Linked DNA regions of Mus musculus: region 2 is linked to region 1. Evidence: chromatin loops called from intact Hi-C (ENCODE). Cell type or tissue: heart. All regions are shown on one strand.

Region 1 (5,000 bases):
GCGGAGCTCCACACAAACCGTGTGCCATTCATGTGCCCACACACACAATGAAAAGAGGGAAAGACATGGGCAGGAGGAGCCAGGTCTGGTAGTACAGGCCTGTAAGCTCAGCTACTTGGAAGTCCGTGTCAGGAGGATTAAAAGTTCAGGGTCTGCCAGGGCTCCAGAGTGAGTTCAAAGCCAGACTGGACAATTTAGCAAGACTCTGTCCCTGCGATAGGTTAGGGGAGGAACTCAGCAATAAAGTGTTCGTCCAACATTGCAGGAGGCTTTGGTCACCAGCATTACAAGAAAGAAAGAGGAAGAGGAAAGGGGGGAGAAAGAGGAAGACAGAGTCCCCAAGCCATTAAATCTGTCTTCTTTGAACTGCCTTAATCCTTCCCCTGCAGCTCTCTGAGCACTCTCCTCTAGTTTACCTGCCTGTTGGAGATCACCCCTGAGGAAGGCAGAAGCGACAGAGCCCCTGGCTGATGTTCCTGTAGGCCACAATGACACAGGGAGATGGGCAAATGATTTAGTCCCTGAGCAGAAGATAACTGGGAATGTGCCCACAGTCCCAGCACATGAACCCATGATCCCAGCGCTCAGAATGCTGAGGCGGAGTGGGGATGACCCCATCTCAAGAAAGAGAGAGGAAACAATGGTTGTTTGGTCTTTTGAGCCACATTGACCATTTTGTCCTTTATTATGAACCTCCGCTCTGCCAGGGACCAGGCTCTGGCAGAGTGACTGCCAGCCAGGATAACTTTGTCACCTGCTGTCCCTTCCCACCACAGCCAGCCCTGGTGAATAGATAGTTGATGTTGGCTGATGTGGGCAAGAGGCAGGGGAGAGATGGGAAGAGGTTTTCCTCCCATGGATGGCTTGTTGCCTTCTCCTTGGGCCTTATCAACCTGCACGTGTGTGTTGAATGCTAAATGTGCTCCACTATTAAAAATGCAGGAGATGAGCCTGCTGTTCCAGAAGGAAAATGAGCCAAAGCAGAAGAAAAAGCAGCAGGCTCCTGGCCTCCCTGTGCACACCCTACCGCACGGTGGGGGAGGGGCTCCCTCTTTCCAGACGGCCCCTCCCAAAATGCTTGGAAATGGGAGGTGAGTCTTCTGGGAGAGAGGGGACATGTGGGAGTTCATGTGCCCTGGATGTCTTCCCGGTGTTTTATGGAGAGGACCCAGCCAGATGCCTGTGGGAGAGACCTGGGGCTTAGCTCTTCTAGCCTGGTGCTGGCATGAATCAGGGGTTGGTTCCCAGAAGCCATAGGGAGTCATATTGGGGTGTCCATGCAGGCTGTGAAATCTTTGCCTTCCCAGTACATGCTCTCCCTACACACACACACACACACACACACACACACACACACACACACACTCATATACACTCGTGTACACACTCAAACATGCACACACACTTGCATACACACTCACACACATGCACATGCATACACAGACACACACACATGCACTCATATACACTTACATACACACACCAACATGCACACACACATGCATGCACATGCATTCATATACACTTACATACACATGCCAACATGCACACACACTTGCATACACATGCACATGCATACACACAGACACACACACACACTCATATACACTTGCATACACACACAAACATGTACACACACTTTCATACACATCATACACACAGACACAGACACACAGTCACAGACACACACACACACACACACACACACACACACACACACACACGCTCACTGTGCTGCACAGAACTCGTCAGTGGCTTTCGATTGTTTGCCTACAGAGACAGAAGCATATGAATGAAAAGGAATGAATGGGAATGTTTGTTCTAAATGTGTTTGTTCTTCTCTGAAGTAAATGGGAGCAGCTGGTCACAGAGTCCCTGGCCATTTCCTTGCTGTGTTTAGGGTTCTCCTTAAAGGGAGAGCCTGGGCATGGGATGCCAGGGCCATTTCGGGTGTCTCCTCTCAACACTCCCTGACAGGGACATGGAAGACGTTCTTTAAGGAATCCCCATTTCTCTCCTGGGTCCGAATTGGCACTAGGGCTCGAGGAGACTTTCATGCTCTGGCCCTGGTACCCAGGTAACAGGCTCTCTGAAAGGACATCTTACAGCTCCAGCAGTGGGAGCCAGTGACCTCTGGTGGCCAGAAAGGGAAGTGTTCCCACTTGCTGCTCCTGAGACTAGCCAGCTCTAAGCCATTGCCAGGGACTAACTCACTCTTCCGGACTCCACTTAACCCCAAGTCCCTAGCCCCGCCTTCAGTGGCCTTCATGCTGTCTCTGAAATGATGTGAATCTTGATGACCAGCCGTCTCGTTCTTAGTTACGGGGGCAATGCACTGAGCATTTGATAAGGTCTGAAGCTGTCCTTGAGACCTTGAGACCGCAGCCCACAGCTGTTCCCAAGGGCAGCGTGTGCAGCATCTGATGCCCTACTGCATTCAGACCACTCTTTAGCTTGCTGATTCTCCCACAGTCCTAGGGTACTAGGGCTCTCCAGGAATACTTAGCACCCCTTGGTCTCCTGGTGGGGCTGGGGAGCCCTTTCTAAGCTCCACACCCTTAGAAGTCCAGAATAAGAGAAAACTGTGGAGAACAGGGCCTCCTTCATCCCACTGAACAGCCTAGAGGTGTACAGATAGCCTCCCCCAGAAGACAAGGTGCCCTGGACCCTCAGAGTCCCCATGCTGCCGAAGTGCAGGAATTGTCTGATGTTAGTAGGCTGGGCTTCCTGCTTACTCCTCTGGCAGAAAGCCCCATCCACATCTAAGCTGTAGTGACTCACCCAACCTTGGCAGTGCCTAAGGACTGAGATGCAGGATGCGGAGCCCTGGACAGGGGGTCTCTGAGTATGGAATGGCTTGTTCCCTTCTTCCATTTTTGTCTCTCCACTGTAGTCCCAGGATTGGTCTTCTCTGGGTGAGTTTGGAAGCCACCTGCTCCCACCTGTCTGTTGCCTCCCACTCTGTCCACTGCAACCGATAAGGACAGAAGGGACAAAGGGTTTCTGACAGTGAACCACGGCTTACACCTCAGGAGGGCCCATGAGAGAGTGAATGGCGTGGTTCTCTCTCTTCTGTTTCACTTCAACCTTGAGGCTGTGCTTCGCACCTAAGAGACCCTCTGGGCCCATTACCTCATCCAATTGTTCCAAATGTCATGTCTTCCTTTCACTGATAAGGAAACTTAGGCAGGCCTGTGGGGCTGAGATATGATAGTCAGGTCTGTCCCACCGAGGAAGGAGGGAAGAACTAAAACCCAGGCTTGCTCACTAGCCAAGCCCTCATCTTGTTACCCCTCACAAGGACAGAAGTCTGTAGGAGCTCGCTGAGACCCTAAGGCTAGGGAGCTGCATGCTTTATGCCCTCACCAGAAAGTATCCAGCCACAGGAAAGACAGGATTCAGGGGTGGGACACCTCCACAGTCAGTGAATTTGCCAGAACCTTTTATGTTATTTGCTTCTGATCATTTTGTGTGTCTGGAGAATGTTGTGTGTGTGTGTGTGTGTTCACGTGAGTGCGTGTACTTGTGGAAGCCAAAGTCAGGGGTTATCAGGTAGCATCCACATGCTTCGTTTTTGTCTTGAGACAAGGTCTCTTATTGGCCTGAGACTCACCAAGCAGGCTATGCTGATTGGCTAGTGAGTCCCACTGATCCTGTTCCAAGTTGTCCTGCAGTAGGATCACAGGCATGTTCCACCACACCCACCCTTACACTGTGCCTGCTAGATGTCAAATGTAGGCCCTCAGACTTACACAGCAAGCACTTTATCAACTGGGCTCTCTCCCCAGCCCCTGCCTCTGACCCCTTTCTACAATTCATCAAAGTCAGCTTATCCAAGCTCCCGTGTTCACCCACACACCACACCCCTAACTTGTCTCAGGGAGGAAATCTCATATGTGCCCTCCTTTATGACTTTGCAATGGAGTTAAGAGGCTAAGCTTTGCAGCCCATGGTGAAGATTACTAGTGACGATGTTGTCCCCTTCTTGGCCAACGGTGGGCCTTTGACGCGCTTTCCCACACGTTCTGTGTACCGCCAACCACTCTGCTGCCAGGACCACTCACCCCCAGCAGCCGTGTGGTGTGCCCGCATTTCTCAGTTTACCGAGAGCGTGTTGTGTGGGAGAGGGTCCAGGCCACGCAGAGAGGGGTGGCGCACAGTGTTGATATTTTCCCTTCTCTGCCTTAAGATAGTATTAGATCAGCCCAGTAGATGTTCTTATCTACACGCCCTGTGGTTAGAAATCTTCTGCTATGGTTTGCTAAAGGTATTTACAAGCTGGCTTCTTGAACATTCTCCCAGATGCCTCAAAAGCAGGGTAGAGGAGGACTACCCATTCATCAGGGTGTATGCGGTACCCACTATATCTGTCGTGGCAGGGCAGGATTCTGTGGCTGTTCCTTCTACCCATTCTTCGTGACCCCTTGATTCTTAAACCTGCCAGTCTGTCCCTAGTATTTGTTCAGCTTCAAGGATTCCAATTAGAAATAATTTTCTGGTGGCAGCCTTTCCCCAACCCCTCAGTATATCTCCAAGTGCCAAGTAGAATTCCGACTCCAGGAGTAATGTTAAAAGATCTAAATTCCTTTTTATTGGGATGTTTTAATGCTACCACCACTTGGAAGGGAGGAGGCTCAGTGAGGCGGCCTATCAGGGGGTCTGCTAATAAACCAGAGACTCTCCAGACTCTGCCAGGCCTCTCATACAAGCATGCGGATCTCTGTCAAATGAAGCGGTGGAAGAGATCAGACAGCCTCGAATTCACATCAGACACATAACCCACAGCACAAATACCATATGTCCTCACACTCCTGTCTGTCAAATCTGTCTTTACCCCACTTGTTAAGTGGAGAAAGGCTGGCAATAATTTCCGCAAACCTACAGACTTTCCGAACCATTCTCTTCAGGCATATCTGTTGACTATAGAAGAATAAGTCGTGACCAGCATGAAAGCATGGCCGGCAGGGGGCAGCTGGTCCTGCAGCCCGGTAGTGACTCTC
Region 2 (5,000 bases), 53 kb before region 1:
CACACACACACACACACACACACACACACACACACACACACACACACCAACCCCTCAAATCTCCATTCTAGTAGATCTAAAATCTATGAGCCCAGGGGTCATCATAAACAGGTCTGTCCCTGGTCTTTCTCACCTGGGAATGCTACAACGTGGATACAGCAGACAACTTAACACCTGACACCACTGATCGCCCGTCTGTGACATCTGCCTTCCCGTGCCTAGAGCAGAGACTGCTTTGACTTCAGCATCCTCTAAGACACATCCTTCCACCCCAGCCTCTGTTCCTAGGCTGCAGCCTGCTTGGTTGGACTTCCTGTTTTATTTTTGAATCTTTACTGCCCAAGCCATGGTAGGCAAAGCATGTGTGAATGGCACACAGTGACTTGAATGCCAGCCCCTCACCCAGTCCCCTGGTTGGCCGTGGTGGAAGGTGGTTCCCTGTCTCCCTTTTCAGTCATTACCCTCTACTTGCCCTCCTAACCTGGCTAGCCCCACTTTGTGCTTTTACAGTTAACAGCAGACATGCTGAGGGTGAAGATGCTCCCCTGGACTGTGACAGTGGCCACCACCGGGGACTGCTCAGGGATTCCCCCCACCCTCCCCTCTTTCTCAACCTTCCTGGCTCCCTCGCTGCTTCAGTCCTGGCCTCATAGAAGGTGAAACTGAATCTTGTCTTTCTGGTTTCCTATAATCACTTGACTAATTCTGGGTGGTGCCCAGGAGCTCAGAATTCAGACCCCAGATTGCAGCTTACAGTTCAGATAAGAACTTCTGGAAAATGCCCTGCCCAACTGTGGACACAGAGATGGGACACAATACTTGGACTTTCTGGCCTGCCCAGGTGTCCTCTAGCTGCTTAGCAGGAAGAGAGAGAGGAGATTCCTGATAAAGACTCAGAAGTCAACCTCTGATGTGACCTGCCATTTGTTAATGTAGTCATTCCTTTAAAAGGAGTTAGTAAAACGAGAATTCTATGTTTATTCTATGATTGTTTATAAAACTCTGATTTTAGCTCTTACTGCTTCCCATCTTAACCGAATTGGTGAGCTATTTAGTTGACATTAGCATTCCATACTTGTAAATCTTGTTAAATCATTAAGTTGGTTAATGGTTCAACTTCTGATTTTAAAATAGTAATATTCATCCTGGTGTGGTGGCATGTGCCTTTGATCCCAGCATGCAGGAGGCAGTGGCAGGCCAATCTCAGTGACTTCAAGGCCAGCCTGATCTACTGAGTGAGTTTCAGGCCAGCCTGATCTACTGAGTGAGTTCCAGGCCAGCCTGATCTACTGAGTGAGCTTCAGGCCAGCCTGATCTACTGAGTGAGTTCCAGGCCAGCCTGATCTACTGAGTGAGCTCCAGGCCAACCTAATTTACTGAGTGAGGTCCAGGCCAGCATGATCTACTGAGTGAGTCCCAGGCCAGCCTGATCTACTGAGTTCCAGGATTGCCAGAATGATGTACAGAGACCCTATTTGTGAAAACCCAAAATAAATAAAAATAAATAAGTAATATTCTTAATGTCATACAAAATTTTTGCAGATTAACGAGGAAATGGGGGATGTATTAATTAAAGAATGGGCATGAGTAGACAGTTCACAAGAGATCAAATTCAAGTGGCCAATTAACATGAAAAATGTTCAACCGTACTGGTAATCAAGAACAAAAATTAAAACAAGCACAGAGCATTTTTCATGTAACAAAGTGGTGAGTGTGTGTGACTTACTGTTACCCAATTTTTATCAAGATGTAATCCAGACTCTAACAAGCCCGCGGGTATGTAGATAGGGCTCCCTGTCTGTTGGATCTGTGGCCTGGTATTTATATAAAATATAAACAGATTCTGGGTGGTGGTACATGCTATTAGTCCCAGCACTTGGCAGGCAGAGGCAGGCAGATATCTATGAGTTTGGGGCCAGCATGGTCTACAAAGTGAGCTCCAGGACAGCCAAGGCTACACAAAGAAACTCTATCTCAAAAATTAAAAATAAAAACCAAATGAATAAATAATAAACAGAAACGTATGTATGAGATTGTGTCTAGAAGCCGGCTCTGGTGGCCCTGTCTGTAATCTCAGTACTCGAAAGGCTGAGGCAGCAGGTGCACTAGAGTTTAAAGCCAGACTGCAATAAAAATTAGACTGTTTTGTTTTTAAGTGTGCTATAGATTTATCCCTCGTAGCAAAGCTTGCAAACAATCTCCGTGCTCACTTATACCAAGAAATGTCTAAAATAATATTTTAAAAACATAAACATAACACAAAAATGTCCATGATGTAATGTGATAGAGGTAGAAGGTGATTACTCCATACAATCACACTTATTTTTATGTTAGTTATGTGTATGCACATTTGTTTTTTTGACGGCATGTGTTGCGACACACCAAATGTGTAGTACCTGACAAGGCCAGAAGGGGGCACCAGATTCCCCTGGAACTGGAGTTGCACAGGGTCTTGAGCTGCTGTGTGCATACTGGGAATTGAACCCTGGTTTTCTGCAAGAACACCCAGTGCTGAGCCATTGCTCCAGCCCTGAATCACATTTTTAAGATTATGTGCATATTTTAAAAAACTTGTTGAGACTTGGCCTCATGTAGCCAAGAGCAAACATCTGATCCCTTTTGCCTGAGATTCCAAGTTTGTAACCACACAATTTATATGGTGTTGGGTTAAAGAGGAACCATGGTGGATACTCTTGGTAGGTGTCCCATGCTTAACTAATTTTTTTGTATAGCCTAGGACCACTTACCCAAGAATGGTGCAGTCTAGAGTGACCTAGCTCCAATTACATATGTTAATAATCAAGATATCTACACATATATATTAATCTGATGTAGGCATTGTTCTCCTTTTTCTCCTTCCCTCTCTTCCTCTCTTTCTTCCCTCTTCATTGCCCCCACCACCACCACCACCACCACACACACACACACACACACACACACTCTGATAAGGTCTCACTATATACCTCTGGCTAGTCTGGAACTCGCTATCTAGACTGGCTGACCTCTAATTCAGAGATCCACCTGCCTTTGCCTCCCTAGTTCTGGGATTAAAGGCCTATGCCACCATGTCTGGCTTAATCTTCCCTTCTCAGATGACCAGGCTGTGCCAAGTTGACAGTTAAGGCTAACCAAGACTGATCAACCCAGGACTCTGTGCACGTTAGGCGAGCACTAACAAGTAAAATAGAGTTCCAGGACCAGCAATGTATATAGACAGACAGACAGACACAGAGATACATAGGCAGGCAGACTCACACATACACACACACACACACACACACACACACACACACACAGAGAGAGAGAGAGAGAGAGAGAGAGAGAGAGAGATACACAGAGACAGAGAGAAAGAGAGAGAGACATACACACATAGACAGACACACACACACAGATACACAGAGACAGAAAGAGAGAGACAGACAGACAGACAGACACATACACACATAGACACATACACAGACACAGAGATACATAGACTCACACACATAGATACACAGAGAGAGACAGACACATACACACATAGACAGACACACACACACAGAGACACACACACACAATAGTGTGGGGACTGGGTGAGTTTTGTTTTCTTTCTCACCACATCTGAAATTTCTAAATCTCTGTTCTACACTTGATGTTTTTATAATTTAAGTCGGTGCCAGAGTTAAGGTATTTCAGGACCGGTCATATGCTGGTTTGATTGTTTTATTTTTCTAAGCCAGCATCTAAAAGGATCAGAAAACAGCCAGGCTCTATTGGAGACAGTCTGTCTTTTGGGGAGTCTCCAAACGCCGAAAATAATAATGAGAAAGCGACATCTGTACAGGCCTCCGTTCCGCCACCTACATCCTTTTATTGAAATTTCTCCTCACAGAGATGAAGGGTAACTACTGGCTTGCCCCAGTGGGATTTTTATTTATATAATGAAAGCTCGCATTACATTTTTTTATCTTAAAAAAAATCCTTTCACTTCTTCCCGCACCCCTTCCCCCGATGGAAAAGCAGACTTCATGGTGCCATCTGAGAATAAGGTTAGCTTCAGATGATTCAGGTGTATTCTAAGAACCTAAGAACCCAGAGTCTTACCTCTTCCTATGTCCCTTTCATTCTTTTACCCTTATTATTCAGTTTAGGGGGAGGTTATGTGTGTGTGTGTGTGTGTGTGTGTGTGTGTGTGTGTGTGCATGTGTCTGTCTGTCTGTCTATATATATCTCTCTCTGTGTCTGTGTGTGTGTGTCTATGTGTGTGTGTGTCTCTCTATGTCTGTCTGAGTTTGTGTATATCTGTGTGTGTATGTGTGTTGTGTATGTGTCTGTCTGTCTCTCTGTATCTGTGTATCTGTCTCTCTGTGTGTGTATATGTGTCTGTCTATGTGTGTGTCTCTCTGTGCGTATCTGTCTCTGGGTATGTATGTGTACTTGTTTCTCTCTGTGTATGTATGTCTGTGTGTCTGTCTCTATGTGTGTGTATGTATGTGTGTGTGTATGTCTGTGTGTATCTGTCTTTCTGTGTGTTTGTGTGTGCCTTTATGTCTATCTATGTGTCTGTGTCTCTCTGTGTCTATCTGTGTGCATTTGTCTGTGTGTGTGTGTCTATCTATGTGTATGTCTACGTCTCTGTGTGTGTGTGTGTGTATGTGTGCACGCTGAAAAGTGAATCCAGGCCATTGGTCACATTAGACTTGTGTTTTCCCTTCCCCTGCCTGTGTCTGGTCAGGATGGTCCCACCACTGCAAGCAGTAGCCCAGCTTCAATGGGGCTGGAGGTGGAAGATGCACTTGGCTCAAGAAGGACTAATATGTCACAAGTGTGATCTGTGTTCATAGCCAATTTGTTGCCACTATTCTTCCTTCTCCACCTCCTGGGTGTGCAATGAGGGAACGTTTTTAAAAGCATATCAAGAACCACAGTTTTACCAACTGCTGTTGGGTAACGGATGAAGACCAAGCTGTTCCTTACACGTAAATCTCTTTGGTTCATGAGTGTGTCCCACTTACCCCCTG

The links. A loop is a pair of places that touch in the nucleus more often than their neighbours do. Peaks named below come from ENCODE experiments on the same cell type or tissue, not always from the same donor. Only the 100,000 strongest peaks of a DNase experiment are listed, where the experiment ranks them.
Region 2: a loop joins it to region 1, with 5 times the contacts of the local background. A loop is called at or near these places in 26 of 42 quality-filtered maps.

What each region holds. Positions count from the first base shown.
Region 1 is chr12:33,331,956-33,336,955 of GRCm38, forward strand. The region is part of intron 4 of Atxn7l1 (ataxin 7-like 1); the gene reads left to right. Among named protein-coding and RNA genes, the nearest start is that of Atxn7l1os2, 60 kb to the right of the region's middle. In heart, a CTCF peak has its summit at 4,963 (motif pointing right); a DNase peak (open chromatin) is centred at 2,136; H3K27ac peaks cover 228 bases; H3K27me3 peaks cover 357 bases.
Region 2 is chr12:33,278,582-33,283,581 of GRCm38, forward strand. The region is part of intron 3 of Atxn7l1 (ataxin 7-like 1); the gene reads left to right. Among named protein-coding and RNA genes, the nearest start is that of Gm38649, 23 kb to the left of the region's middle. In heart, no CTCF peak of the experiment used is centred here; no DNase peak of the experiment used is centred here.